4 separate regions of the Mus musculus genome follow, and regions 1, 3 and 4 are each linked to region 2. Evidence: chromatin loops called from intact Hi-C (ENCODE). Cell type or tissue: left cerebral cortex. All regions are shown on one strand. Links, peaks and the distances in the headings refer to the core of each region. The heading gives the core; the rest is flanking DNA.

Region 1 (7,780 bases), core at 1,588-6,587, 69 kb after region 2:
GATGGCTCAATGGTAAAGAGTGCTTGCTGTCCTTGGGTCCAGTTGCCACCATCCACTTGGTGACTCACAACCACTCATACCAGTTCTAGGAGACTGGGTGACCTTTTCTAGCCTCTGTAGGCATCAGGCATTCATATAGTATATGCACAAACATGCAAACAACACACACAAAATAATAAAAATCATCCCTCATAACAAACAGGAGAGGGTTGGATTAAACATAACCTCATGTATCACATAAAAATAACAGTAATTGGTACAGGGACTCGAAGCACATCAAGAACTCTTGTGGTCTCAACTCCTGCTTTACAAAACAAAGCGGCCTCAGCTATAACTACGAACCTGCCTGGCTGTTTAAAAAATTTAAATACAACCCATCAGAACAAGTCTTCAATATTATATTGCTTCAATGTCATGTATTTTTAAAAAAAAGATCATTTATTTACTTTATGCATACATTTTGTGCTCTATCTGCATATACCCTATGTGTCAGAACAGGGTATCAGATATCATTATAGATGTTTGTGAGCCACCATGTGGTTGCTGGGATTTGAACTCAGGACCTCTGGAAGAGCAGTCATGCTCTTAACAGCTGAGCCATCTCTCCAACCCAACATTATACACTTTTAAGGATATCTAGAATTAAAGTCTTAAAACACCTCTCCCTATGTGCATGTGTGTGTGCGTGTGTGGTAATCACTTGCTGAAAGCAGGAAATAGACTGAAAGCAACCTGAAACAAAACAAACTTCCCATAAATGTTCGGAGTAACGTTGGATGCAGCTGGGGGATTTCAAACACTGCGGAGGGGGTAAGGCAGGTATCTGTAGTGGGTTTGGCCTATGCTGAGTGCATTATAATGTTGATTTGTGTCTCCAAAACTGCTTATATGACTGTCCACACTAAGACACTAAGATGTCAGCAGCCAATGGCTGGGCAGGACAGAGGTGGGACTTTTAGGATTCCTGACTGAGAGAAGAGGGAGGAGATCCACCATGCCAGGAAGAGAAGGTGGAGGAGACAATGCCTGAGAAGAGTGGAGGACAGCGAGGCATGGCTGGGTGAAGAAGCCAGGAGAGTGCAGCCCAGCTGGGCAGCCCTCTGGGTCCAGGGCAGCCAAGGTAGAATATAAAATTTAGTAAGGCTAGGAAGTGGCCCAGCAGCAGTGATGCTTAAGGCATGTCAAACATAAAGGCTGTGGGTGTGTGTAAATCTTTGGGGTGGGTAGCTGGAACTTGCCAGCACCAGGTCCCTTTATAAATTATTTATTTCAACAGGTATCAATGGCTAACCCACGATCCTAATATCAACAGAAATTCTGGTCTACCTGGTGAGTATGGAACGGGAAGGTGAAGACGGCGTGGAACTGAGACAAAGAACAAAGCAAGCAGTGTCTGTTAAGTAGGGAACCAAGCGGAGGAGCATGGAGGAGACAGGGTAATCTTTATAGGGGTGAGAGGGCCGTGAGTCCTGAGCTGGGACTTGAGGGGAGTGCCCGGCAGATGGGTACAATATATGAGAAGCAGCTTCGTCCCCTGGACTCCACCCACTCTTTCAGTACCACCACTGTATTCTGCATACATCCACATTGAAGGTACACAGGAGTGATTTCATAAACTGCCCCGGGCAAGCCTGGAGACCGTCCTTCTGGAATCCACACCCACGGTTTACCTAGCTTGATGAGATGCAGGAGCTGCTCCGAGGGGGCGCACACCGACTGGGGCTTGATCTCATTGATGAGGCCATTGGCGATACTAATGTAACCGTCGTAGAGCAGCTGGCTAATGATCAGCTTGTAGAGCTGCTGCCGGTCCTTCAAACCCACTTTGGTTCTGTACATTTTGCAGAAGAGTATGACAGTTTCCCTGACCGCTGCAAGAGAAACCAGGCACTGAGTAAAAGGCAGGGAGAGGCACACCCCAGGCCCTGGAAACACAGGGCTCCTAGGCCAGGCGTAACACACACTTCAATCTCAGCTTCAGTAGGTGTTTTATCTTAGGATGGCGACCTTGCTTTCTCTGTTCAGGCTCCTCAGCTGTTACCTAAGTTACTGGAGTTTAATCAAAATGGTGCACAGAAAGTGCATAAAGAAACTATTAAAATAACATCACTGATAGATACAGTAGGATCCCTGACCATCTTCTCTTCGCTGATAAACTTTTATTCCCTGTTGCTATCCCTCCGATTCTTCTGTCAACTGTGGAGTCTGCAATGTTTCGGTGGCTGCCTGGACCACTTTACACCAGCTGGAATGTAAATCTACTAGTGACTGTTGTGCTTATTTTTAAAACTTGTTTCCAGGCAACCGAGCTCATTATTATAATTATACAACTTGATGAGGTAGTACATGAACACACAAATACATCATAAAAAACAAATAAGGATAACAGAATGAAAAAATAAGCTAAGTTCAATGCTTTGGGAAGATCCTAAGTTAAACTGCTTAATAAAAATGTGTCAAGCACATGCCCCATGTCTTTATTCCCAGCACTTGGGATGCAGAGGCAGGCAGATCCCTGTGATATTGAGACCAGCCTTGTCTATAGATCCCTATCACAGGCCAGCCAGGACTACATAGTGGGACCCTATCACAAACAAAAAAATGATTACCATCAAAACAAATAAATGTAAAAATCCAAACACATTATACTCTTAAGATCTAAGCTCTCCAAACAAAACTGATTTCTTAATCAACCTGGGTGGGTAATTTGATAAGTATGTGTGTGGTTAGATGTTTGACTATAGGAGTCTGGAGACATCAAGCAAGAAGGTAGCCTGGAGAAACAGCCAAGAGTTACAATGCTTGCTGACAGACACCCCGGGCTCAGTTTTAAACCAAATGACTAGCAAGGCCACACAGCATAGTACTGACCAGAGTTCTTAACAATAATAACACCATGCAGGTCCTACTGGCAGATGCGGTGCCAAGCACCTAATTAGCATCCAATCACTAAACGAAGCTATTCAATATATTCGTGTTCATTAGAAAGAAATGGGGGCTGGAAAGATGGCTCAGTGGTTAAGAGCACTGTCTGCTCTTCCAAAGGACCTGGGTTCAATTCCCATGGCGGCTTACAACTGTCTCTAACTCCAGTTCCAAGGGGCCTGCCACCTAGACACCAATGCATGTAAAATAAAGCTAAATAAGTTTTTTTTTAAAAAGAAAGAAATGAATACAAATCTACCCCTGCATAAGATATTGGGACACAACAGAGGGTGAAATGTGTTCTAAGAATCTAGGGCACCCGTTCAAGTTAAGCCCTCCCCTTCCCCTCAAAGTTGAGGGGGAGCCTGCACACTCCAGAGCCCAGAACTTAACCATTTGACCTATCATCTTTACTCCTGTCAGGAAACATCTGGGGTTGTATCACGACATTTAAAGAAAACGGGGGTGGGAGAAGGAGGTTGAGCCTTTACTTAACTCCCCGCTTAACTTCCAATGGGACACAGATAACTTATATCCTTCCCGGAGGGGACACCGAGGCACGAGACCGGAGGAGCTCGCCCCCGGAAAGCTAACACCGGGGAATGCAGGGGGCCCAAAGCGAAGCCGCGCGACCACTTCTGCTCAGGGCGGAATTCCGGCTTGGACCCACCGGGACCGAGGCCCTTTGAGAGCCGGGGTGCAGGCCGGGCCGGCCAACTCTAGGACACGGACTTGGGGCGAGCGGCCTCCTGCCATCCTCTCCGTTAGCCCCGGTCCTTCACGTGATCCACTACAGACCCTAGCCAACCACACTAGCCCGCTTCCTTACGCCCCCTTGACCCCGTACCCGCAGATCAGGGTCTCGGTCTCCCGCTCTCTTCTAGAAAAATGGAGGAGCGAATCGTGCCCGATCGATCGCTCGGAGTGCACACCCAGTGCGCACGTGCAAAGGGCATGCAGCCGAGCGCCGAGCATCCCTGCTCCCTCGCAAGTCTGCCCTTCTCGCCATCTTACTCACTGGCACGTTCGAGACGCTCATTCACCGTCTCCGAACTAATCACCTCCGCGACTGCCTTGAATCCAAAGGGCTGTGTGTGACTGGCGAACGCCTGATCCTGGGGAGCACGGCGGGCGATAGAACGGCCGCAGATCGGACGGGCCGTTGGTGCACCACTTCCGGGCTCCGACAGCTCAGTGCGCCTGCGCCCAGCTACGGCAGGGAACGAGCTTCCCATAGTCGCGTTTACGGTGAGCCAATCACAGAACGGCATTGCTCCGGCTCTAGCCAATCAGCTCTTGGAGTAGAGGGTTTGACTCCTATTTTAAAAGGAGAACCTTTGAATTGTAACGGCTGAGCTACCGGGATCGCTTGGAGGCTTCGGTCGGGAGCAGGTTCCTGCCTGTGAGTTGGAAAGGGACATGGCTGTTGAGGGCGAGCCTGGATGCTGCAAACGGATAGGGAAGGCTGTGTGGCGTCGGGGTAATGGACTGTCTCAGTGGGTTTGCATTCTGTTTAAGAAAGGTCCAGACGTTTAAGATTTCCCGGCTTGGTTTTAGGTTCTTGTGGGAATGGGGATCCAGACCATCAGCTAACCGAGTAATTTGCAAACCGATGGTGGATGCGGGAACTGCGGCTTATTGGGGACTGCTTCGGGTGGAGAATCAGAGTCTAAGTCGACTCGACGAGTCTGTGGATGAACGGGAGTTCCCTCGTAGAGTGCCCAGGACTGGTGCTGCTCTTCCCGCAGCCTTCTGAGCAGTTTATGTCGGGACTACTTGAGGGTCTGTTTCAAAGCGCAGACCCGCTAAAGCTCAGTTTGTAGAATATTCCAGAAGTTTTAGGATTGAACACTGCCTTCGTGGTGGCCGCCGCTGTTTATTCCAACAGTAAGGTGGTGGAGGCAGGATCAAGTCAAAGGTCATCCTCAGCTACACAGTAGGTCCGAAAAACCAGCCTAAATTACATCCACATACGTCCCTACCTCAACACCTCCATCCCCACCACACACACACACACACACACACACACACACACACACACACCTAAATGTGTGGTTGCTTACATCAGCAGTCTGAGGCAGGAGGTTAGCCTTCGATTTAAGGCCAGCCACAGCTAATAAGTGAGAGCCTGTCTGGGGATGTAGTTCAGTTAGTAGGGTGCTTGCCTAGCCAGCCCTGGATTCCATTCCCAGCACTTGGAACCCCGAGGATGGTGATGACCTCTGTGGTCCTAGCACTGCGGAACTGCAGGCGGGAGGATCAGGAGTTCAGAGTAATCCTCCACCGTATAGCATGCTCAAGGCCAGCCTGGGATCCATGGAACTCTTGTCTCTACCACAAACATAAAGGTTAGGTGTGGTCTTGCATTCTTTTAATCCCAGCCTTTTGGAGGCAGAGGGAGGAACTCGGTGAGTTCAAGGCCAGCTTGGTCTACCTACATAATGAGTTCCAGAACAGCCAGGACTACCCAGGGAGACCCTGTCTCAAAAAAAAAATCCAAACCTAACAAACAAATCCTGGCTCCACTGCAAATACAGGAAATAGAAACCTCTTAGGGATAAGACCCTGGTGTAGCTATTATGGGAAAGCTAAACTGCAGGGCTGGTTATTAACCTTGGTCTGGGGCCCAGGAGTGTGAGGTAGCTGCAACTGCAGTCCTTTGCTCAGGGCTTCTGCCTCCTGCCTAGCTTCCCTGATCTGAAAAGGGGAACCCTGTGGCATGTGCAACTTTCTTGTAGTAAATCTTTGAGCTGAGTGAGAACCATCAAGGTCATTTGGTGTAGATCCGAAGGTGAAGGACTTGGACTCCTCCTAAAAGAAAGGCTCTTGTTTCCTTTTTCAGGTGACATGGACAGATGTAAAGAAAACTGTGTCTCCAGGCCTGTTAAGGTACAGAATTACCTGTATTTACAATTTCGGCTTTTAAAAGATTTATTTCTGCCGGGCGTGGTGGCGCATGCCTTTAATCCCAACACTGGGGATGCAAGGAGGCAGAGGCAGGCGGATTTCTGAGTTTGAGGCCAGTCTGGTCTACAGAGTGAGTTCCAGGACAGCCAGGGCTACACAGAGAAACTCTGTCTTGAAAAAAACTAAAAACAAAACAAAACAAAAAGCAAACCCAAAACGAAAACAAACAAAAGATTTCTTTGCTTATTTTATGACTATGAATGTGTCTTCATGCACACTAGAAGAGGGCATTACAGATGGTTATAAGCCACCATGTGGTTGCTGGGAATTGAACTCAGGACCTCTGGAAGAGTAGCCAGTACTCTTCATCGCTGAGCCATCTCTCCAGCCCCCACAATCGGTATTTTTTAAATGATGTGCATTTTGTTTGTGTGCACCTATGCATATGCCACTGTGTAGGTCAGAGAGCAACTTGTCAGAGTGGGTCCAGAGACCCTAACCCAGGTCCTTAGGCTTGGCTGTAAAAGACCTTAGTCCCTGAGCAAATCTGTACAGTGCTCGTGGAATCGAATCCTTTCCTCCGTGGCTTTGGGTAGAAACTTTAGGTTGACCCTGCCTGGAGGCTACCTGAGCCTCTGTTTCTTCAGGAAATGGCTCTGCTGTGGAAACCTCAGACCCTCTGAGCTCATGGTGGATCCTGAGCGCCTCATTTAAGGAGGAGGGAGTGCCAGCGTCTCTGAGTGTGATTAGTTTAGTCTTAAGATCTCGTTAAGACTGACACAACACAGATCATCCCGTGCAGTAGTGATTGTTTTCAAGGCCTCCGTGGTCTTCTTTGTCCTTTTTTTCCTATTGAAAAACATAATTTCTATGCATTTTAGTTTTGGAGATAACATTCTTAAAAAATATTTCTGTTGGGTGGGGCTTGGTGGGCACACCTCTAATCCCAGTATTTAGGAGTCAGTAGTGGGCAGACTGAGATAGAGGCCAGGCTGTTCTATATTGTGAGTCTGGGACTGGCCAGGATTACACAGTGAGACGTGGTCAAATAAGTGCTGTGATAGAAAGACCCAGGGGATGGATGATCTGAGAGAACGGCAATACGCCCTGGAAGCCCAGCATAACCTTAGATTTAGACTGTTTTTTTTTTTTCAAAATTGCTTGAGGATGATTCTATCGTCTTTTCTCCTAAACGTAAAATTGCTGCAAGGATTTGATATAAACTTTCAGTAACAATAAAGTTTGCCTCAGGCGCAGAGGCTGGCCTAGAACTCAGTCAGTGCCCCTCCTGCCTCAGCCTCAGTACTGGATCACAGGTGTGGAGTGCCAGCGTCCGGGCCGCTGGGTTTCACAGGTGCTCAGGGTTTCCATCCCTGGATGGCGGCTTATTCGCGAGTGGTTAAGGAAGCGGGGTTTGAGTCGGTCGAGTCCTCCCTTAGGGCGCGTGCACAATAAGGCAGCTTCAGCCGCCTCCCCTTTACTTTACTTATTAAAGAGTTGTTTATATATTTATATCTTTTGTGGATGAATGTTTGCCTGCATGTAGCCAGAAGAGAGGGTCAGATCTGGCTCTGGAGTTATAGGTGGTTGTGAGTCACCGCGTGGATGCTGGGAATGGGAGCCAGAGCCTCTGAGAGGGCAGGCAGTGCTCTTGACTGCTCAGTCCTCTCTCTGCCCCCCATTCCCATTTGTCATACAAGATATTAGGGGTTTTGTTAGACTGCAAAGGACACTTGGTTCTTGGGGTAGCAGCAGCCTTTCCTGAAGCCATAACGCCTGTCTTCTCTCCATCTCAGACCACTGTTCCCTTCGGTCCGAAACGCGTCTTGGTGACTGAGCAGATTCCGTCTCAGAACCTAGGATCTGCTAGCAGTGGCCAGGCCCAGCGGGTCCTGTGTCCTTCTAACTCCCAGCGTGTCCCTTCACAAGCCCAGAAACTTGGAGCAGG
Region 2 (7,780 bases), core at 1,295-6,294:
AAGCAACCATGTCAATGGCTGGGATGTGGAGAACGTGGCTCCAGGGCAGGACATCAGCCTAGCATACATGGGGCTCAATCTCCAGCCTAATAAGTAAGTTGATAATAAGTAAATAGAATAGTGGCATATGAACTTGGGACTTTATAAAGTTTTAAGAAATTAGAGCAGGTGAGATGGCTCAGAGGTGAAAAAACAAAACAAGTTCAATCTGACCGTTGGAAACCACGGTGGAAAGAACCAGCCTCCAAAAGCTGGTCTCTGACCCCCACATTCGCAGCACATAACACACATTTTAAAAGGGTTTAAATTAGTATTATGTTAAGATCCACCAACACCCAACACACACAAGGCAAGTTCATATCCATCTTTAAACCGTGTGTGCAAGCTTTATAAAAACAGAATGGAGGGAGGGCGGGGAGTGAACTCTGCACACACCAAGAGGTCCTCATCCTGATCTATCTCAATCCTAGTACCAACATTAATGCCTATACTTATATAGTAAATTAACATCTTACACAACATAACTTCTTCCTGGCAACACCTGATACAACATCTTCCTGCAATATGGAGGGGGTATAAATGTGCCAAGCTTCAGGGCTGGAGAAACGGCTCAGTGTTTGAGAGCACTCACTGCTCTAGCAGAGGATCCAGTTTTGGGCTACCAATAATCATGCTAGGAAGCTCACAGTGTTAGGTAGCTCACAATTCCAGTTTCAGGGCACTCTATATATATATTCAGGTTCCTGCATACACATGGTGCAAATAAACTCATGTATATATAAATAAATGAAGAAAGAAAGAAAGAAAGAAAGAAAGAAAGAAAGAAAGAAAGAGAGAAAGAGCAAAAATAGAAAAACAAGTGTCAACTTCTGATCACGATTTTGTCTTTCTGGTGACTGGTCCCCAACCAGGAGCTTATCTAGTCCCCACGAGCTGGATGTGGTCGTGCACGCCTCTAATCCCAGCATGTGAGGCAAAGGTAGATGGATCTCCATTGGTTGGAGCCTAGCCTGATCTACAGAGAGTTCCAGACCAGCCAGGACTACATAGTGACACTGTATTTCAAAAAAAAAAAAAAAAAGTCACCACACATCTCACTTAGGGCAAGTGTTATTTCCATGGGACTTAGGGGCTGTGTTGCCAAGACAGGGGCAGATCCCTACCCCATATCTATATGATTACTTCATAACAGGCATTTCAAATGGAAGCTCTAGAAGGGATAATTTGCCATTAGGTCCCAGAATTGTATATATAACAAGCATTTTATAAGTACTTGGACAAATGGGTTAATAAAAACTACTCTTCCTGATCATTCTTTCTTTTCGTTACCCTTCTAAGATCAGGGTTTTTTGTTTGTTGTTTGTTTTTAATTGTTTGGGTGTGGTTGGCTGTTTTTTGCCAACTCTTCCATTACTCCATGTCAGCCCTGGGCACAAGACAACAACAGTAAGATGAATACTTTATGCACACTTGAATGTGACATGTTGGCCTGGTCCGAGGGCACTCTGTCCTCAGACTTTCAACATATGCTCAGTGGATGTCTATAATGTGCAGAAACATCTTATAGACTGCAGAGCTAAGACATGCAAGGATCCCAGAGCACATGGGAGAGAGAGATACATAGTCGATAACCACAGAGGCAGGGATCATAGAAAAAAAAAAAAAAAAAAAAAGGAAAGCAGCAGAGGGGGCGGGCCTAAAGAGTGACTGCAGCTGACTGTGGTGAAGGCTGGGTGGACAAATGAGGGGAAAGAGCCAAGCAGCACACACTGTAACCAGCACTCCGGGGGCTGGGGCAAGCCTGGGCTACCTCACAGCAAGACCTTGCTTCAAGTGGCCCCTCCCCCCCAAGTCATGATGTCACTATGAGTGAGGAATGTTCAGGACGCTGGGGCAAGGTCTATGGTATCTAGAACAGAGTGAAAGAGCTAAAGAGGGGCAGAAGAGAGGGCAAAAAGACAAGCAGAGGTTTGTTCACACAGGACCCAATGGAGTTTATTAGGGATGTGTCAGGAAGTTATGCAGTGTCTTAAGTACAACACTGGATGGGATTCACCTCCCATCCCAAAGTTCTCTGAATGTTGGATCAGGAAACATGATCCTCCCCGTGCTGGGAACTGTATCGGGGGCATTCTCTCCCCGTGCTGGGAACTGTATCGGGGGCATTCTGTGCCTTCTATTATTAAACAGTCATCATCAACACTAGCTTTGAAATGCACATAAATGGATGGGGACAGTGGTTCATGACTCTAGGCCACGTCAGTGGTGTTAACTAACTTTGCGGCATTCAATTTCCCATCCATTAAGTACACACTTTGCTCAATGTCTTGTAAGATTTACAGAATGCCCACGCATTTATTCAAAAATATTCACTGTGGCAGAAACTGTGCTAGTTCTGGAAGAAAAACAGTGCACAGAGTTCACCAGGAGGAGCTTGCAGTCACGTGACCATCAGCTGGGCTCAACCACCAATTCAGAGTGCTAAGAGCTGATAATTAGTTTAAGAAGGGTGTGACTTCACAAAGGGGAATGGTTTGGGGAGACTTTAATACACAAAGCTCAGGCTGGAGAGATGGCTCCGTGGTTAAGCCTGTGTACTGCTCTTCCAAAGGATCCGCGTTTGGTTCTAACAGCCAAGATTAATGGCTCACAAAAACCTGTAGCTCTAGCTCCCGGGCGTCCGATGCTTTCTTCTGGCCTCCTTGGATACCACACTCACACACAAAACATTTTTAAAAAAAGTATTATTCAAATACCAAGGCCTGTTGGCCAACACCTTTAATCCCAGTGCTCAGCAGGCAGAGGTGGGAGTCCCAGCCAGCCAGGGCCACACTGTGAGAGCCTTTCACAAAAACACACAAAGTCCATAAATAGCATCTATCACCGTGATCGTCGCTAGCTACAGATACGTTCCAGTCCTGGCTGGGCCACTAACTAGCTCTCCAGTCTCCGTCCCGTTCAACGTTAATGTTTCAAATCAACACAGCGTCTGTGGGGAGGATCCCAGTCTAACCGTACTGTTCAGTGCCTGCAAACAGTAAACCCTCCACAAGCGCTGTGACCACCGTTCATCCCGAGCCCCGCAGCCCGCAGTCCCCACTGACCTTCTCGACCTTCTTCGGCCCCTTCACCAGCTCGTGCCTCTTGGGGATGGTGCCTCCGTCGCAACCCATCCCAAAGCCGAAATCAGAAACCGTAGCAAAAACCAGAAGCCTTAGCAAAGACGAGAAGCCGTCGCTTCCGGGGTCTCTGGCGAAACCCTACCTACTTCCGGCGCTCCTTGATGACGCACACAACCAGCGCGCCGCGAAAGGGGCGGGGTCGCCGCGCGAGGCCTTGGTCCACACCAATTGTCTTGAAAATCTTGTCCGGGAGTTGGGCGTGGTTTCAGGGCGACGTGCTGGAGCATCCTTGGAGTGCGTCCACTTCCGGTCGTGGGCGGTCCCTGTTTTTTCCTCTGTGGTTCCGTAAGCTTGGGCCTGAGGGAGGACGGGAGAACATTTGTCGGGGTTGTCCCGAGGTCTGCGTCTCTGGCATTTTTGCAGACCAGTAGTGCTGTAAGTCTAAGGAGGAGATGGCCGGAATCTGTCTTCTCAGCTACCTCTCATGTATTTTAAATCCAGACTTAGAAAAGAAAAGACGTTGTGGGTGCTAGAGGGATGGCTCAGTGGTTAAGATCACTGACTGCTCTTCAGAAGTTCTGAGTTCCATTCCCAGCAACCACATGGTGGCTCACAACCATCTATAATGATATCTGATGCCCTCTTCTGGTGTGTTTGAAGACAGCTACAGTGTACTCAAATACATAAAATTAAAAAAAAAAAAAAAAAAAAGACGTGGTGGGTGGGCCTGCTTGTGCGCTACCTAACTGCAGATGCCTGTCGAGGCCTGAAGAGGGTGTTCTATCTTCCTGGGACTGGAGTTGATATGGTTGTGAGCTGCTGGGGTTCTGGGAATCCATCCTGTGCTTACTCAAAGAACAGCAAGCATTCTTAGCCACTGAGCGCCTCTCCACCCTGTATCCAGATGTATTTTGGGCAGAAGCTAGGGCTACAGTGTCTCCAACAAGCTTAGAGTAGCCACTCATCCCATTGTACCAGCTACAGAGATTAGTGCAGACAGAGAAAGGGGAGGGTGATCATATTGGGAAGAGAACAAATAAGGGGTTCAGTGACCCCCTAGTCTGCCTTTGGGGTACTAACATGAGCTGTAGGCCCAGAGGAACAACAGGGGCAAATGGTATGCATAAGTGAGCAGTCCTGGGATAAGTATGGCCTCCTTCATTTCTGTGTCTACACCAGTCCTGCAAGGTGGCCATTCTGAAGCCCACACTGCTTAAAGTGACCAGATAGTCTCAGATGACCATCTTTTCTGCCTTTTCACCCTCACTTAGGGGAGTGCTGTGTCCTCTGGGACTCCAATGCTCCTGGGATCCTAGGTGGTTGCAGGCCTAAGAAGTGACTTACTGTGCCTTCAGCTTTATGACACTAAACACCCTCAACTTGTCGATGGCTCTTTCAAGGGAGAGAGTCACACGTAGGTGTCTTAACAGTAGTTCTGCATCTGATTTTGTGGCTTCTGAAATTTCATAGCTCAAAGGATGCAACTTGCCACAAAATGCAGAGATCAATCAAAGGTTAAAGCCAGGTGGTGGTGGCGCACGCCTTTAATCCCAGCACTTGGGAGGCAGAGACAGGCGGATTTCTGAGTCTGAGGCCAGCCTGGTCTACAGAGTGAGTTCCAGGACAGCCAGGGCTATACAGAGAAACCCTGTCTCAAAACAAACAAACAAAAATTAAGTACAAAATTAGGAACTGGCTCTCTTAGTTTCCTGCCATGGTTGTGTTGCCCCGGTTTAGGGGTGAGAGGAGTGTGCAGGTTCAGAGAACCCCAAAGGCTCACAGGTATTCTGTCCTTAGGGAAACATAGTCTGGCAGTGGTGGTGGTTTGCGGAAAGGTGGAAGTGCCTGTGTAGCCAAGGGTGATCTTGAACTTCTGATCCTCCTGCCTCAGTCTCTTCAATGCTGGGATCACAGTTGTGCACCACCACACCCAGTTATGCCCCCCAAGGCTTTGTGTGTAATAGGCGGACACAATATCCAGTGAGGCAGAGCCTCAGCTCTTACATTATTTTAACAGCCCTGGTGTTTTTGTTTGAGACACGCTCTTACTATGTAGCCATGTCTGGCCTGGAACTCACTATGTAGACCAGGCTGGCCCTAGAACTCTTGGAAATATGGCTGCCTCTACCTCTTGAGTCCTGGGGTTTAAGGGATGTACCACCATGCCTGGCTTAATGTAGTTATTTAATGAATCTCTTTAAAAGGAATACAGTTTCTAGGCCCCCTCTTCCTTCTCCTCCTCCTCCTCCTTCCTCCCTTTTCCTCCTCTTCTTCCTCCTTCTACTCCTTCCTCCCCTCCTCTGTCTCCTTCTACTCTTCTTGAGACAGGGGCTTACTGTGTATCCCTGGCTGGCCTTGAATTCACAGAAATAAATCTGCAAACAAAAATGATTTGGTCAGTTATGACACACTTCTCTCTGTGAAAAATTCAAACTAACCTAGGTGAGAGTTTCCTTGCCTCCTATGTCCCTTAGAATTTTCCTTTCTATCTTTCCTGCCTCAAAAACTGTGTATTAGAATTTTCAAAAGTCTTTAAACTTATTTTCATTTTATGTGTTTGAATGGTTTGCCAGCATGCATGTACGTACGTAGACTACAGCTCAGGTGTGGAGGTTGGAGAACAGTTTACAGGAGATGGTTCTATCTTTCCACTATTTGGATCCTGTGGATCAGCAAGCACCTTTATCCACTGACTTGTTTCACCCTCTGGCCCAAGGAGTTTTATAAATATTATTTGTTGGGGAGCGGTACATGCCTATAATCCTAGCACATGGGAAGATGGTGCTTTTGAAGCTAGCCCGGGCTACGCAGCAAGACCCTCTCTTAAAAAAAAAATGTATTTGCAGCAAAACGGATACATGACACCCAGTGCTTGTCACACTGGAAGCTGCTCAGTGGGTCATCACCACTTCCATCCTCTCTGTGGACTGAACGTAAGCGAGGCCAGATTGCTGTCACCACCACCCACCGTTTCCTCTTTCTTCTTGTGGAGGAAATGGTACAGAATGTTGGTTATTAGAAAAAAACATATTCAACAAGAAGCCTCCAAAAGCTGAGAGAATGCGTTTGATTCTAAAGCCCCAGGCCGTCTTCTGCAATGAGTCTGGGCGGGCTCACTGCCATCTTTGCAAAAAGAGAAGGAAGCATCTGCAGCCGTTGCAGGGTTTCTCGTGAGGTTTGCTCTTTGTCGACAAGGGCTTTCTTTGCTTGATTTGTAAGGTCTCACATAGTGGCCTCAAAATGACCTCGAAATCCTGACGATCCTCCCCCTCCCATCTGTGAGGTGCTGGGGATGGAGTCAGGGCTTCCTTCGTGCATGCTAAGCACACACTAGCAACTTACCCGGGTCTCTTGATGACAGTTCTTGGATTGAACAGAACTCAAGAAATGTAAAACTATGAAAAGCAGCCCCAGGTCACAGGTTCCTAGGCTGTCTGTCACTGGGGGAAGGCGGGGCTCAAGTTGATGAGGCATTAGAACATCGCAGAGCCAAAGAACCAGTGCAAATAGATACTGTTATCATTGAGTGACCGACTTCACCCTTTGGTTCCCTGTGGTATTCCCTGCTTCCAGCTACATCCCATCCCTGCTCCTAGCTGCCTCTCCAACCTTGCAATGTGTATCTTCCATTTCTGCATATCTGAGCAGACCATGTAGCATTTTGTTCTGATCTGTTATCTTCTCAAGAGTGCTGCAGCTGACGACCTTAAAAGATAACTTTCGTCCTCGAGATTGCAGACCAGATTTTATTTTTGCTAAAGAAAAAAATTCATCCATCTATCTACCAATAGACACCTATTGTTTTTTGACAGGGGCTCACTGTATAGCCCTGGGCGGCCTGGAACTTGCTCTTTAGCTCAGGCTGACCTCAAACTCAGAGCTACACCTGCCTCTGCCCCCAGAGCTCTGGGATTAAAGGTGTGCACTGCCACCACCACCACCACCCAGCAGACAGATAGAGATAGAGATACCTCAACTTGTAGCAATTCTCCTGCCTCTGCTTCCCAATCGCCAGCTGCTGAAAATCAGATAAATAATGGTGTCTTAGAGACACAGCTCTACCAGCTATGCTCAGGGTCTATTGTAAAAGGCAAGGCATTCCTAACCTCAGAGGCTCCTTGGCTCTGATACAAACCTGTTGTATCCGGCCTACGTGTGAGCTCACCCCTACATCCAGCCTTGGGACTGAAATGACATGGATCAGTCGGTAATGTAGAAGTGAGCGCCAGTTTCTTTTGATGCTGCCAATCCTTGTTTCTGGGCAGACGTATGTCTATGCAGTGTGCCTGGCTGCCAGGCTTAGGAGAGACAGCTCCAAGGGTGGCTCTAGATCAGCACATGGAAACTTGGACTTGGGAGGGCTTTTCACCATTCTCAGGATGGCTAAGCATGGCTCTCTGCGTCTAAACTACGCATACAGTGTGATTCAGTGTAACCATCTGCTTTCCCCTGGATGGTGGCGCACACCTTTAATCCCAGCACTTGGGAGGCAGAGGCAGGAGGATCTCTTGAGTTCAAGGCCAGCCTGGTCTACAGAGTGAGTTCCAGGACAGTCAAGGCTACATAGAGAAGCCCTGTCTCAAAAAACCAAACAAAAAGAAGTGAGGCATAGGTCTGAGTGTGACTGTAAGTCCCCTTGTGACTAATTAGGTCACAGG
Region 3 (7,780 bases), core at 923-5,922, 210 kb after region 2:
CATACTTGCCAGCTGGAATCCATACCTGCGAGACACGTGGGAGGTGGCACGGGGTCAGTGGCTCTGTACATTTGAGGATGTTCAGCATCGTGTCATACAGTGTCAGGGTCACCCTCACTCCTGCAGTGACACCCAGACTATCTCTAGATATGTCAGATGGGCCCTGAGAAGATTTGTACTCAGGGATGAGAGCCACTGGTGTTTCCTATTGAGCTGTGTGGAGAGACCTTGGAATGGACTTGGTTCAAAAGGAACTTTTGAGGGGAGCAGAAAGTGAACCCATGAGTAGGAGACCCTCAGGTGGTCTCTGCAGCCCAGTTCTGTCACCTGGGGGCTGAGGAGGGGTCTTCTTAGTGAGGGCACTGTGGGGAGAGGGCTTGGGAGTTGGGCGGAGAAGGAGCTGATAGTTTCCACTTCCCAGAGGGAAGGGCTCAGTCGAGGGATTCTCCAGGGCATCAAGGCCAGGACTCAACTATGTGATCCTGGGGGTTGGGGTGTCATATTTGTCCCGCTGTGAGGAGCTAGAGGAAGGAATAGTTGCTTGCTTCCCAGCCATGGCTTTCACACAGGGGAGGGGATGGCACTGAGCAGGGAGGAGCCGCTGGTTCCCATGTATATGAGACTTGGATGGATGATCTCCTCAATTACCCCAAAAGGACAGGAAGAATTTGGGACCCTGCTCTATCATTTAGGGGGGCAGAGGGACATTTGTCTAGAAAGACGGAGTAAGCTGCCATGAAGAACGCATTTGCCTCGATGCCTGCCTGCCCCCTGTCGGGTTCAGCTCATTTGATAAACTGGGTCAGAAAAAAAATCGTCAAAGGCTCTGAAATGGACCAAAAAGGAAGAAAAAGAAAATCAGTTTTTTTTTTGTTTTTGGTTTTTTTTTTTTTTTTTTTTTAAACACTCCTCACCATAGTCTGCGATTTTGGTCGCCTTTGAGCTATTTCATAACTCAGTCAGTTGTGGAAAGCGGAGAGAGAAATGCATTTTGTCCAGTGACATAGAATTAACTATTTCTTGGTGACAGAGACCATCTTTTCTACTTGTGCTTTGTGTTGTGCAGGGTTTTTTTTTTTTTTTCCAAGTCGCCTTTGAGACAGTTGTAACATCTTACAAGCACCCTCACTAATGAGAGACATAACTAGAATCCTCGATACTCGTTTATATATGTGTAGAAATCATGACTATAACTTTTAGGCAGATCATTTTTAAATAGCTGCTGGTAGTTTAGCTAGCCAGAACTCTGGGCTTTCTGTCTCCACGTTCCCTTCCTTGGTCTGCTATCTGAGGTCCCTGAGTGTTGTGTTGGATGTCACTCCAGCCCTGTACTGTTGACAGCCATTGTTCCGGAGGAGAGGGGGCCATCCTGAGGGTCTCTCAGACACCCACACTTGATTTACAGCCAGGTGACATCTACAAGGAAGGCCAGGCTGGCTGCGGGCACTGCTCTGTGCTTGTTCCTGTGAGTCTACCTCAAGCTTTACCTCTGTTACTATGCCCTGGCAAAAGGCAGCTCCTGGTGGAAGGGTTCATTTTGCCTCCCAGTTTGAAGGTATAGTCAGCATGGTAGAGAAGGCATGGCTGAGGGGGTGGGGTGGGGTGAGGTGGGGTGAGGTGGGGGCTTGCAGCTGAGGCAGCAGAATGAGGTCGCTTGCTCGGATCTCGGAGGACCAGGAGGCAGAGGAAGCAGAGGAAGTGAGGATGGGTTATAAACTTCAGGGTCTAAACCCCCACCCACCCCCAGTGACATACTTCCTCTAGTGAGACCCCATGTCCCAAGGATTCTACAGTCTTCCAGATAGCACAGCTATCTGGGGACCCAGCGCTCGAGCACAGGAGCGCAAAGAACATGTCATATCTGAACACTGACACTCTTGTCAGGATCTCTCTCTACAGCCTCCCTTCCCCCAACCCCCAGGAGATCATTGCACATGGAGATAAGTAGTTAGAGCCCAAGGTAGAGCTCCCTTGGACACTTGACAGGAAGTAGAAAAAGCAACCTGACTTCCTGGTTGTATCCGTTTGACCTCAGTAATAAGCCAGCCATCAGGGTGTTATGTGGACACTCACGAATGCAGTAACATGGCCTTTTCATTGCTGCATTTGAGCTTAGCGCTTAGCAACTGGTGATCTCAGCCATTTATGCTAAGAGTTCACAGGAAGGAAAGCCGCACTTTTATTGAAATGGCCCATAATTTGTGCATTGTTTTATCAGGAGAACCATTTCTGGGTTTGTGGGCTTCCTTCCTTTCCAATTACGTTAATTCTCTTTAAAAGTTCAAATGCTCTAATAGGACAAAGGACCAAGTAGAGAAATCCCAGTGGCTGAAATGACATTAGATAGCCTTTCTGTGCAGCTGGCCTTGCCTCAGTGCCTGCTGGTCAGGAAGTTCTCGTCTACATCTTTCGGTGACTCAACCTTCATCTTGTTTCTGAGTTTCATTTCTACCTCCCACAAGAATATATGTTTCAAAAATGCTTATTTTTTTTAAACTGAAATTTTAATCACTGCACATAGGCTGTGGAGAGGGAATTTAGAGACCGAAAGTAAGGAACACTATTGCTGTGCAAATTAAACTGTGATATTCTCCTTTTGATACAAATTTTGTAGAGACAAGAAGGCATGTATGTGGCTAGAATTTCTTCCTTAGTTTTAGAAAAAGGATTCCTTTTATTTTAAATTACTTGTATGTAGGTGTGTCTGTGGGTGTGTGCAAGTGAGTGCAGTGCCATTGGAGGCCACAAGAGGGCATCAGATCCCCTGGAGTTACAGGCAGTTTTGAACCAATCTATTCGGGGGCTGGGAGCCAAACACAAGTTCCTTGCAAGAGCAGCAAGCACGCTTAGCCTCTGAGCCATCGCTCCAGCCCTATCCTTGACCTTTCCCTCCTGTCTTCTCATTAATGTTGATCCTGTTTCATTTTAAAAAATATTTATTTATTATTATATCTATGTACACTGTAGCTGTCTTCAGATGCACCAGAAGAGGGCGTCAGATCTCATTATGGATGGTTGTGAGCCACCATGTGGTTGTTGGGATTTGAACTCAGGACCTTTGGAAGAGCAGTTGGTGCTCTTAACCACTGAGCCATCTCTCCAGCCCTGATCCTGTTTCCTGCTCATCTCACCAATTGGGGTTGCAGCAGCCTGTGATGGGGAAAGGTCACAGGTCAAAGCTGCCTAAAAGACCTGTCTCTTATGTCCATTACAATTCATGGATAGAAACAGTAAGAATGTTTGCAGAACAATACCTACAGATGATTCACCCTGATGTGGAAGGACTTCAGGATGCTGCTGCTATCAGCAGTGATGCTGCCAGCAGTGGTACCCGGGGCCTGCCTTAGGATGTGCTTGCCATTGCTGGGTTACCATTTTGAGAAGATTTCTCTCCTGTACCTTATCTTCCCCTTTTTGTCTCAATGACCATGTTTAGGGAAGGCGAGCCAGTCCTCAGCGCTGTGTGGGCTTTCCATCCTCCGTTCTGCCGCTTCACTGGAATGCTTTATTTGACAGATGAAGTCAGCTCATCTTTCAGGTTCTCCCATGACACCAGGGAGTGCTGCCTGTGAACACATGGGATTGGCAGCAGGCAGGCTCCTGAGTGGCAGAGACGGTGTTTCTTGTGTGGTTTTGCCATCTGGTGGATCTTGAAGAAAGTGCAACCCCAGGGACCTGAGCATTAGCATGCAGGGTATTTACCCTGGTCCCTCGGGCCTGGGTTACATCCAGTCCTCATCAGATTTTGGATACAGTCTTCTATTCTTGCTGACATCTCTTTGTTCCTTAATTCTACTGTGCATGTCGTTCTCAGAGTGATTACTTTAGTGCATCTGTACATACCCTATCCCTCTTAAAACTATTATTCTTATTCTTATAAATGCTCAGTTTCCTCCAGGGACAAGTTCCCCAACCCTACAGATTATCTAATCAAGTGATCAGCCTAAAATCCACAAACAGGCAAACAACACTAAGTAGATACAGTAGTGTGTGTGTGTGTGTGTGTGTGTGTGTGTGTGTGGGTGTGTGTGTGTGTAACATGTAATAACTATGGAAGAAGTCATGAATATGAGAGGGAGTGGGAGGGGTCATGAGAGAAGTTGGGGGAAGAGGGAGTGATGTAAATGCACTCGGGAGGCAGAGGCAGGCGGGTTTCTGAGTTCCAGGACAGCCTGGTCTACAAAGTGAGTTCCAGGACAGCCAGGGCTATACAGAGAAACCCTGTCTCGAAAAAACAAACAAACAACCCCTCCAAAAAACCCCCCACATGTCTCTTCCTAATCCTGTTTGCAACATCCCCTTAACCTGCTTCAAGTTGTGACCTTTCTCTTTATATTTCTACATGGCTTCCTAGGTGCAGTCTCTAGCCAGAGTGACGGAGGCTGAAGGGACATCCAGGCTGGACTACAAAGCTATATGAGACCTCCAGCCCCTAAGCTTTTTAGTGGACCACAGGTTGCCACTCATCGGTCCTTAGCCTGGCACTGTCCTAGCCACTTGGGAGTCCCAGGGGACAAAGCAAAGGTCTCTCTTCATATATGTACAAGAAAACATCAAAACAATAAACAAGCATAGGGTGTGTCAGGAGAGGGTGTATTCTAGAGACAATGGGGGAGAGACTAGAGGCATGAAGTGTTGCTCTGCAGTTATGAGACAGGCAAGCATAGGAAAAGCTTAGCTCCCCGGGACTCCGCTTGGTTTGGGCTATCCACACACTCCTCTGCTAACACTGACCTGGCAGCTGAGGACTCTCACCTGAATCCAGCTTCACATAGCACTCGTCTAAACAATGAAAGGACTCTCCTCCCCTGACAACCACCACACACACAATTTCTGTTCAGATGAGCAGAAGGTGGCCAGTCGGCTCCCGGAAGCCATCTGAAGTCCTCAGGATGTTTCTTCACCTTGAGGCCAGTGATGCTGTGCAAAGCGTCGGGTGTTTCAGATCTCCCTGGATTCCCTGTGCAGGGCCTGCAGCTTCTGTTAGGAGGAAAACACCTGCTCTAAAGGGACAGGCACTTGCGATCAGATCAGACTGAGACCACCTGGTGGTTCTCCCTGTGTTACATTTCCCAGCTTTAGTTACATCTCAAAGTCTCTCTTATCTTGTGATGTGACACAATAGGGTGAGCATGGACACATTTGGAAACTTTATTCCGCTGACCACAGAAGCAGTTGGCTGGGAAGATCTCCACAACATTTCCTCATTGAGGCAGTGAGGCTGGCTGGGCCCTGCCTCTCCCTGGGGATTTATAGACGGTTTGCTGGGCAGAGACATTTCCTTTAGAGGTGAAGCCCTTGATAAGTGGCCCATATTCCTGTAAGTGCTCCCTCACCCTTCTTCCTGTAGCTGGGTAAACTCATTGGTTCAGGAAACAAACAAATATCCAGAATGATGAGTTGAAAGTAAAAGAGGAAACTAGTTGGAACAGAGAGGGGATCACCAGGAGTTGGGAGGGGGAGGACCATTGAGGGTAGTGGAAGTTGAATATGATAAAGATGTATTATATAGATGTATGAAAAATGACATAATGAAGCCCATTGTTACATATGGTTAACATGCACTAATTAAAAACAGAATCTAGAAAAGGACTTGGCTGGGTTCTGGATACAGTTGCTGAGTTTGTATGGCCTCCTACATAAAGTGTTTCCTAGCCTCCTGGGAAGAGTTTTGATCTTTCTGCAGTTTAAGAAGTTGGTGACCTTGAGTTTCTGTAGCCTCTGCACCTCTGGTCCTTCCTGTTGTTTTCCCGTGAGTGACACAGTAGGAGGAAGACACTGTGTCTGAGTAAACACACCCACCATAGGTCCACTGCTCAAGGCTGAGATGTGTTTGGTCATTGTTCTCTAAAAAGAGAAATGAATAGGAGTGTTCCATAGGTTCTGAGTCCTGAGATATCAGACATTCTTCTCTTTTGTGATTCTCAAAGCAGAATAGATCTGCGCTCTCGAGAAAGCCATAGAGGTTGAGGTCAAGTCAGTACCGCGGGGGCATCGGTGGATACTGAGCCCACATCTCTGATGCCAGACACTGTGCTTCTCACCAGTAACAGACAAACAAACAAACAAGCAAGCAAACAAACAAGCAAGCAAACAAGCAAGCAAGCAAGCAAACAAGCAAGCAAGCAAACAAGCAAGCAAACAAACAAACAAGCAAGCAAGCAAACAAGCAAACAAACAAATAAGCAAGCAAACAAACAAGCAAGCAAGCAAGCAAGCAAACAAGCAAGCAAGCAAGCAAACAAGCAAGCAAGCAAACAAACAAACAAGCAAGCAAACAAGCAAGCAAGCAAACAAGCAAGCAAGCAAGCAAACAAGCAAGCAAGCAAGCAAACAAACAAGCAAACAAACAAGCAAACAAGCAAGCAAGCAAACAAGCAAGCAAGCAAGCAAGCAAGCAAGCAAGCAAGCAAGCAAACAAGCAAGCAAGCAAGCAAGCAAGCAAGCAAGCAAGCAAGCAAGCAAGCAGGCAAGCAAGCAAACAAGCAAGCAAACACAAGTCACCAAGCAATAGTTGGAATGAGACGTGGTGGGGTCATAGGGTTGAAGTTGAGTCAATTAGCTACCCATTACTCACCCAGAAGAAGGCTTAAGTGAATCCATTTTTCAAAGACAAGGCCAAGGTGGAGGAAGACTCTTACATTTCAGTAACTGGGCTGCCATCCTTCAAAATGAGCCCCGAGCTCACTCATCTAGGCCTAGCATCTGTCTAGAGCCAGCTGGAACATTTACAATGAGAGCTTCCAAGACACCACCATAGCGTGAGAAAGAATATGATGAGCTAGCCTTCACTAGAACAAACTGTGCCCTCCTTCCTCCACGGCCATGCTGGCTTAAGGCCATCATGTAGCACTATCTACTTAGATGCTCAGAGTAAAAGGCCCGAGACATTCCTCCAGACACTTCCTTGTGATACTGGGTTTCTATAAGTGGAGGGACCAATTGTTAGTATCTTCAGTGATCCCTGATGGCTCCTTCCCTTTGGTCTAGGCTGAAAGCTGGTAATTGTTAAACAAGAGAGTGCTGTGTTGAGAGGGTATCCGACCTTGACTATTTGCAGGATGCGCGTTGTGCTGTTTGCATCTGTGGAGCCCAGGCTTTTTCTCTGCATGGTCACTGGGAGCCTGAGGCCTGGTTGGAGACCCTTGTGTGCAGGAGTCTCAGAGGGTGGGGCCGGTAGCTCTATCCTCTTACCTCATCATCAAGAAGGGTCAACCACACTCCTTGTTTCTTGTAGAGAGGAATGCCAGCTAGGCTTGTCAACTTGATACAACCTAGGAACAGCACAACCTGGGCTTCAGGCCTTGGTGAGGGACCGTCTATATCAGGCTGGCCTGTGTGTGGGCTCTTGTCCTGAATGCCTAGATGTGGAGAGACCGCACTAAATGCAGACAGTCCCATTGGTAGCAGCCCAGGTAAAGTGCAAGAGAGGAGAAACTTGATTTTTCAGTGGTCACAGGCTTTAGACTCCCTAGGGCGTTCATCTACCCTGTTGCCCTCATTACTTTTCCCTTCCCAGATATTAGAACCAGCTGCTTCAGGCTTTCAACAGGGGCCAAAGCCCAGCAGCAATCTGGGAACTCTCCAGCCCTTTGGTGCCAAATTGGTACCAGTAAGGCACTCAGCCTTCGGAACTGAGCAACTGCCAGGTTTTCGGCCCCTCTGATGAAGGCCATCATTGTTGGTGACTGTATGGACCACCCAGACCATCTCGTTCGAGCCAACCTAATCCCCTTTAATATATGCTCATATTGTCCTGTTCCCATCTACACTGACACAG
Region 4 (7,780 bases), core at 1,417-6,416, 49 kb after region 2:
AGTGCAGGGCTGGCTATTTATTTTCACGAAGCTGAACAGCAACAGTGAGCAGAGCTGTAGCATCAGTCGATGTACAGACAGAGGCCGTATGCCGGAGAGACAGACTGCCGGAGAGACAGACTGCCCGGAACTGCGGGGATGCCTTTGGATGAAAGATTTAGTGGGGCTGGCTCAACTACTCACTTCCCCAGCGCTTTGTGGGGCAAGATTCTCAACTCAGATATTTACAAGTCATCTAAACAAGGAGTCGCCACAGACCCCAGCCCTGGATCCCACGCCCAACACTTGTTACTATCACAATGACAAGCAACATTTAATTCCGGCAAGCAGCCTCCCATTTAGCAACTGTTTCATGGCTCTTTTGTATCTACCATTCTATCACATTTTGAAAGAATAGGAGGGGACAGAAAAGCAACGACTGTGAGCTTCACTTTCCTTGTGATCTCTCCTCCTTCTCCCCAAGCCCCCGCATACAGTATGGGTGTGTGAAACCCAAAAGTTGATGTCACAATGTCCTTCTCCATCACCCACCCACTTTATTTGTGTGTGTGTGTGTGTGTGTGTGTGTGTGTGTGTGTGTGTGTGTGTGTGGAGTTGGAGTTGCTTGTCTTAGGGATGCTGGCCAGAGAACTACAGGGACCTTGCTGTCACCTCCTTGCCGTCTCTGGGGTTACAGGTACACGCTTTCATGCCTGTTTTTTTTGTTTGTTTTTGTTTTTTGTTTTTTGTTTTTTTATGTGGGTACTGGGTACTGAATTCAGGTCCTTATGCCTGTATTGCAAGTACCATCGTCACATCTCAGGCTCCAGTGCCCTTCTTGGGTTAGCAGTGTGCCATGCTATACATATGCTATAGGACCGTCTCTTGGTTCCTGGCCCAGACTTGCAGTTTGTACCAGAGTTCCAGTCCCCAGCGCCCAAAGGAACACGAAGGCAGTTCATGGGTGTCCTTATTGGAGTTAGCAAGAGTAGAGCCAAGGTCTAAGCTCTCTCTATTCAAGAGAAGTGAGTGCCCCAAGCCAGTCAGAATCCTTGAGAGCCACACTAAGCACCTTCAGGATGCAGAGAAAGAGAGAATGTTTAAGAAGTTTGCTGAGTGGTGAAGAGACACACAGTGGGGGCTTGGGCTGTCTGCCTCCTGCCGATTTCACCCCATCATTTCCAGTCATCTTGAAACCAACAACTGGTAAAGAGCAAAGCTTTCTCATTCCAAACCTGCCTGCCACTAATAACCTACCCTTCGTGTTCATTAGAGACCCAAAGATAAAAACAGTTGAGTCAACTGTTGCTCTCATGCACTCAGCCCCAATCAGTCACTCACCTTGGGCGCACCCTCTCTGATGCTGGTGCCTCTCATGGCTGTGATGTGAGCAGGGTCCTCGGAGTTCTGCCGCTGATATATCTGGTTCCAGGGACCAATGATGCAATATCACTGCATGCTGCTGGCTGGTTCCCAGGAGCTGGATTCTATGGAACTGTTTGCCAACACATGGAAACAGTCGAGATGATTCTTTCAAGTAAAGAGAGTCAAATGAAAGGAACGGGGGAGGCGGGGCCAGAGCTTCAGGCCACACCCACGCCTCCATGCCTGCTGTCCCACTTCATGGTAAGTGGAGGCTGACACTCCTTTGCTGTGTGAAACCACAAAAGAAGAAGAAGGAGAAAAAAAAAAAAAAAAAAAAACCCACCCTTCTGCTTTACAAGGTGAAGTTCCTACTTTGAGCAGCCCAGCGTAGGATCACACCGCATTCTTGTCCCTTGAAGACTAATGGAACAATTCCCACCCAGCGAGGCAACACATTTCCATGATGAAGCAAAGCTGCTGGACTTCCGCTGAGGGTCAGCATGTCTTCCTTCCTGTCCCCTGCGGTGTGACAGCTGGGGTAACAGGAGTAAACTGCCCTGCTCTGAACCCCACGTTTTCTACACCTTCACTCCAATTCTCCGTGGTTATATTTTAGCGGGCGCTGCTGAGAGCACCAGATACTGCCCCACACTTGGCTCTTTGTGTCAAGCGAGTGCTCTGAACTCATGAAGTGGAGTCCTCACGACTTCCCAAGTTTAAAGTTTCCCTCAACTCAGACCCAATATCCAGAGAGGAGCCACGGAGTACAAAAAAAAAAAAACCAAAAAACAAACAAAACCAAAACCAAAAACAAACAAACAAACAAACAACCCCAAAAAAACCAAACAAACAAATAAGAAAACAAAACAAAAACCCAAAACTAGCTTAGGCTTCATTTCATTTCAGCATAAGGGTCCCCTCTTCTAAGCAGCTCCTCCCAGCTCCCCTGGGATTCGATCTGTAGACCAGGCTGGCCTTAAACTCACCAAGACCCACCTATTTTTGCCTCCCAGGTGTGAGATTTAAAAAGCATGCCATAGCCAGACCACGGTGGCACTCTCCTTTGATACCAGCACTCCCAGAAAGCAGAGGCTGGCTAATCTCAGTGAGTTTAATGATAGCCTGACTTACAAAGTAAGTTTGGGGCCAGCCCCGAACTCAAAGTGGAAAAAAAAAGTAAATTTAAAAAAATTGAACCAGTGAGATGGTTCAGTGGGTGAAGCTGTCAGCTGCTAAGCTGAAAACTTGTTGGAGTTATTGGAATTACACGGTGGGAGAAGAGGACTCCTGCAAGCTGTCTTTCTGACCTCTGCATGCATACTGCCACTCGTGTGCATACTTCCCTCCCCAGATAAAATAAATGCAATCAAAACAAGCAAACAGATAGAATGCTGTCTCTATTTTAAATGGTCTTTAAGGAACCAGTGATCAGCAATCTGCAGGCGACAGTAGCGAAAGGGGGTGACAATGACTAGACAGGATGAACAGGCTCTAGACAAATGTAGAACCGGGCATGCTCCCACCCCCACATCTACAGTGCTGAGACAGGAGAACAGCTGCGACTTTAAGGCTGTTCTGGGCCACCTCAGAGTTCTAGGCCAGTCTGGACTACGGTGTGAATCTGTCTTAGCAAATAGAAGTAGCTGTCAGCCACATGCTCCCTGCCAAAGTCCACAGGGAAGAAGTAGTAATTTCCAGAAGGCTTTTCACAAGAGAGACACATTCTGAAAAGGGTGGGGTGCGTCAGATCAGAGGCAGTGCGAGCTCCATTTTAGGAAACGCTGTAGCTGCAGAGAGGAGTTGTGAATCATAAGAGCTTCAGCCCACTGCTCTGCACAGGGACAGATCAGAAGGCGTGCTCTCGCTCACCGAGCCAGGCATCCCTGGTAGCAGGCCACTCTCCATCAGTCATCCAGTTTTTAAAAAAACGTGTGTGGTGTTTTGCCCATATGTCTGTAAATGTGCAGGCAATGTCCACAGATGCCTGACGAAGGCGTCAGAGTCTCTGGAACTGCAGTTACAGACGGTGTTGAGCATCTTTTCAGCTGCTATGCCACTGACCTTAAGTCCAGATATTTACTGAAGTGATCCCCTCATGCCTGCTTCCTTCCTTCTTTCCTCCTTCCTTCCTTCTTTCTTCCCTTTCTTTATTTCTTATTTCTTGTTTTTGTTTTTTTTTTTTTCTTTCTTTGAGACAGAGTTTCTGTGTGTAATATTACTGGCTGACCTGAAACTCACTTTGTAGACCAGGTTAGACTCACTTGCAGAGATCCTCCTGCCTCTGCCTCCGGAGTGCTGGAACTAAAGGTGTGCACCACCACTCCCAGCAGCCCTTCCTTTGTTTTGAAATAGAGTCTCATGTAGCCCAGGCTGGCCTCACATTTTCTATGTAGCTAAGGATGGCCTTGAACTTCTGATCCTTCGGCCTTCACCTCCCAAGTGTTGAGATTATAGGCACCATACCCATGTATGTGGTGCTGGGTGTCAAACCAAGGACCTGGAGCATGGCAAGCAAGCACTCTGCCAACTGACCTATAGCCCAAGCACTCTGCCAACTGACCTATAGCCCAAGCCTCTGCCAACTGACCTATAGCCCAAGCCTCTGCCAACTGACCCATAGCCCAAGCACTCTGCCAACTGACCTATAGCCCAAGCACTCTGCCAACTGACCTATAGCCCAAGCCTCTGCCAATGTTGATGCTTTAAATAAGGCAGAACTCAACAAAAAAGCATTTGTTACTTATACTAATTTCTAAAGGCAAAAATGGATGTGGGGATCTGAGAAAATTCCTGAGAGTGAATAACATCCCTAACAAACACATATCCAGAAAACTACCAAAACCCAAGGTCCATGCCCAAATGCCATCACTTATTAGGGAAACAGGAGGAAGAGATCAGAGGTGAGTGTTTGGTCAGATGTCATCCGAGTGAATGCAAGAGTGACCGGGCACACATCTTCATGGTCATGCACGGCCTCCACAGAACTCACCTGAAGTTGCTTCCTTAAACCCGTTCTGCATGTGAGCCTGTAAGCCACCGAGGATTTCCCGGCACTCAAAATGCACACAATACTCGGAAATCATTTTTTAAAAAGATTCTATATTTATATAAGTGTGTGTACGGGGTGTGTGTGCTCAAAATACATTATGTGAATATGCATGAAACTGTCGAAGAAATAAGACTTCAATATCAGAAGCCCAGCTCTCCACACTACTAGAGCAATGCTCTCTAGCCACAGAACTCTTGATTTTGCTCCTTTCGTCCCCTGCCCCCGCCCCCATCTCCGCCCCCTTTCTTGTGGTGGTGTTTGTTTTAACACCTGGAAAAGCTGTGAAACCAGGACAGAGAGGAGCTTGTGGGTAACCAGTGACCTCAAACCCCCAGGTCCCGCTGTGGGTTCACAGTGATGGGGCAGCCAGTCCTCCCTGCCAGGGTCTCCCATGCTCTCTGCAATGCTCAGCAGAGAGGAGGATAGTGGTGGCAGGCTGTGTCCTGTTGGCTGACATTTGTACCATGTGACGGGCTGCCACACACTGAAGCTGGGACTCCAGCGCATTATGGTTTGGTTAGGGCCACAGGGCCAGGTCTAGGCTTACCTACCAGTCACCTGGGACTGGGCCAGCCTTCAGGCTTGGTGTGCCATGTGGCAGCTGTTTCTCTGAGCATCAAGCGCAGTCTCAAAAAGTAGCTGGACTGTGATAGGTGCTTTACTTACGAGGAACTGAATTCATCCGGGGAAATAGATGACAAAGGGGTCCCCTGGAGCTTCTGTTAGGACACATCTGTATGGAAGTGCAAACACTGGCTGGATGTGACCACCTTGCTAATGTGACATCACATTTTCAGGTGTAATGGTGGTGCTGATTGATGGTGCTTAGACCCTGTCTGTCTGTGTACACACACACACACACACACACACACACACACACACACACATACACACACACACACATCTATCTATACCAATCTGTCTATCTATCTACCTATCTATCTGCATCTGAGATCTTACTTCAGTCTTTCGGGAAATATGTGGATGTTTGAGTCAATCAAGATTGGTCATGATTATCCCATAATCAGCCACCAAACCCAGACACTATTGCATATGCCAGAAAGATTTTGCTGAAGGGATCCTGTTATAGCTGTATGAGGCTATGCCAGTGCCTGGCAAATACAGAAGTGGATGCTCACAGTCATCTATAGGATGGAACACAGAGCCCCCAATGGAGAAGCTAGAGAAAGTACCCAAGGAGCTGAAGGGGTCTGCAACCCTGTAGGTGGAACAACAATATGAACTAACCAGTACCCCGGAGGTCATATCTCTAGCTGCATATGTAGCAGAAGATGGTCTAGTCGGCCACCACTGGGAGGAAAGGCCCCTTGGTATTGCAAACTTTATATGCCCTAGTACAGGGGAATGCCAGGGCCAAGAAGGGGGAGTGGGTGGGTAGGGGAGCAGGGCAGAGGGAGGGTATAGGGAACTCTCAGGATAGCATTCGAAATGTATATAAAGAAAATATCTAATAATAATAATAAAAAGGTTGGTCATGATTGGGCCTGCGATGTGGCTGATGAGTAGAGTGTGTGCCTAGTTTGTGCAAGACCCTGGGTTTGATCCCTGGGACCACAGAAAAGATCATAAGCTCTGTCTGGTAGATGTGCTAGGCAGAGTTGCAGAGTAGATATAACTTTGCTTAGTGTGTGTGTGGCACAGTCCTATGTCAACTTGATACAGAAACTCGTTGTTTAAAAGAGAACCTTAATTGAGAAAGATCGGGTTGTAAGACATTTTCTTTCCTGTAAAAAAAAAACTTTTAAATTATTTATTCTTATTTTATGTATATTGGGGTTCTGCCTGCTTGTCTGTGTGAGGGTGTCACATCGCCTGGCACTGAAGCTACAGACAGTGGTGAGCTGCCATGTGGGTGCTGGGAATTGAACCTGGGTCCTTTGGAAAAGATTATCTAGTGTTCTTAACAACTAAGTCATTTCTCCAGACCCATAAAGCATTTTCTTTATTTTTTTAAAAAAAGATTTATTTTTTTTTAATGTATATGGGTAAACTGTAGCTGTACAGATGGTTGTGATCTTTCATGTGGTTGTTGGGAATTGAATTATTTTTAGAACCTCTGATCGCTCCAGCCCAAAATTTATTTATTATTATACATAACTACACTGTAGCTGTCTTCAGACACGCCAGAAGAGGGCATCAGATCTCATTAAAGGTGGTTGTGAGCCACCATGTGGCTGCTGGGATTTGAACTCAGGACCTTCAGAAGAGCAGTCAGTGCTCTTACCAGCTGAGCCATCTTGCCAGCCCAAAGCATTTTTTTTTAAAGATTTATTTATTTATTATACGTAAGTACACTGTAGTTGTCTTCAGACACTCCAGAAGGAGGAGTCAGATCTCATTACGGATGGCTGTGAGCCACCATGTGGTTGCTGGGATTTGAACTCAGGACCTTCGGAAGAGCAGTCAGAGCTCCTAACCGCTGAGCCATCTCTCCAGCCCCCCAAAGCATTTTCTTAATTAGTGATGATTACTGATGAAGGAGGGTCCATTCCATTGTTGGTGGTGCCATCCTTGGGCGAGTGGGCATGGGTTCTATAAGGAAGCAGGCTGAACAAGCCATGAAGAGCAATCCAGTAAGCAGCACCCCTCTATGGCCTCTGTATTATCTCTTGCTTCTATGTTCCTGCCCTGTGTGAGTTCCTGTCCTGACTTCCTTTAGTGATGAACAGTAATATGGAAGTGTAAGCTGAATAAACCTTTTCCTCCTTACATTGCTTTTTGGTCATGGTGTTTTGTTGCAGCACCATGGTGTGTGTGTGTGTGTGTGTGTGTGTGTGTGTGTGTGTGTGTGTGTATGTAGTGTGCAACAGCTTGCCACAGATGCCATAGTGTGACAGCCAGGACAACACGCAGGAGCTGTTTCTCTCAGGTGCTCAGGCTTGGTGACACGAGCCTTCATCCACTGAGCCACCTCACCGGCCCTGCCTGGAGACTTTTTACACTTATATTTTATTTTATTTTACATGGATGAGTGCTTTGTCTTCATGTGTGTATGTGTACCACATGTGAGCCTCGTGACCGTGGAGGTCAAGACGAGGGTGTCAGGTCCCTTGGGGCTTGAATTACAGCTGGTCATGAGCCATCATGTGGGTTCTAAGGAACCAACCTGGGTCCTCTGAAAGAATAGTAAGCTTTGGTAACTGCTGAGCCATCATCTCTCTAGCCTTACACTTTTTTTTTTTTAACGAATAAAGAGACCAAGTCAGATATGGTGGTTCACAGCTGTAATACGAACACTCGAGAATCTGAAGCAGGATTCATGCTGTAAGGCCATGGTGTAAGGTCAGCGTGAAACAGTGAGTTCAGGCTCGTCTGGGCTACAGAATGAGACCCTGTCTCCACCACCCACCACCCACCCCAGCTACC

The links. Peaks named below come from ENCODE experiments on the same cell type or tissue, not always from the same donor. Only the 100,000 strongest peaks of a DNase experiment are listed, where the experiment ranks them.
Region 1: it touches region 2 in a loop (5-fold over the local background); 28 of 42 quality-filtered maps call a loop at or near these places.
Region 3: a loop joins it to region 2, with 5 times the contacts of the local background. A loop is called at or near these places in 19 of 42 quality-filtered maps.
Region 4: it touches region 2 in a loop (2.6-fold over the local background); 10 of 42 quality-filtered maps call a loop at or near these places.

Annotation. Positions count from the first base shown.
Region 1 is chr2:172,367,020-172,374,799 of GRCm38, reverse strand. Aurka (aurora kinase A) reads left to right here and starts at 4,230. Exons shown (of 9, transcript NM_001291185.1): 1 at 4,230-4,327; 2 at 5,768-5,814; 3 at 7,629-7,780. The coding sequence starts at 5,773. It overlaps Cstf1 (cleavage stimulation factor, 3' pre-RNA, subunit 1), which reads right to left and starts at 3,797. Exons shown (of 6, transcript NM_024199.2): 1 at 3,773-3,797; 2 at 1,671-1,871. The coding sequence starts at 1,839. In left cerebral cortex, for the core only: no CTCF peak of the experiment used is centred there; DNase peaks (open chromatin) are centred at 3,913 and 4,133; H3K4me3 peaks cover 2,095 bases; H3K27ac peaks cover 772 bases.
Region 2 is chr2:172,436,064-172,443,843 of GRCm38, reverse strand. It overlaps Rtf2 (replication termination factor 2), which reads right to left and starts at 3,266. Exons shown (of 9, transcript NM_025542.2): 1 at 3,105-3,266. The coding sequence starts at 3,173. In left cerebral cortex, for the core only: a CTCF peak has its summit at 3,769 (motif pointing left); DNase peaks (open chromatin) are centred at 2,403 and 3,352; H3K4me3 peaks cover 1,991 bases; H3K27ac peaks cover 852 bases.
Region 3 is chr2:172,222,981-172,230,760 of GRCm38, reverse strand. No RefSeq gene overlaps it. Among named protein-coding and RNA genes, the nearest start is that of Mc3r, 22 kb to the left of the region's middle. In left cerebral cortex, for the core only: CTCF peaks have their summits at 2,751 (motif pointing right) and 3,640 (motif pointing left); a DNase peak (open chromatin) is centred at 3,609.
Region 4 is chr2:172,387,546-172,395,325 of GRCm38, reverse strand. Cass4 (Cas scaffolding protein family member 4) reads right to left here and starts at 1,682. Exons shown (of 7, transcript NM_001080820.3): 1 at 1,321-1,682. The coding sequence starts at 1,356. In left cerebral cortex, for the core only: no CTCF peak of the experiment used is centred there; DNase peaks (open chromatin) are centred at 1,574, 1,855, 3,042 and 4,419; H3K27ac peaks cover 1,110 bases.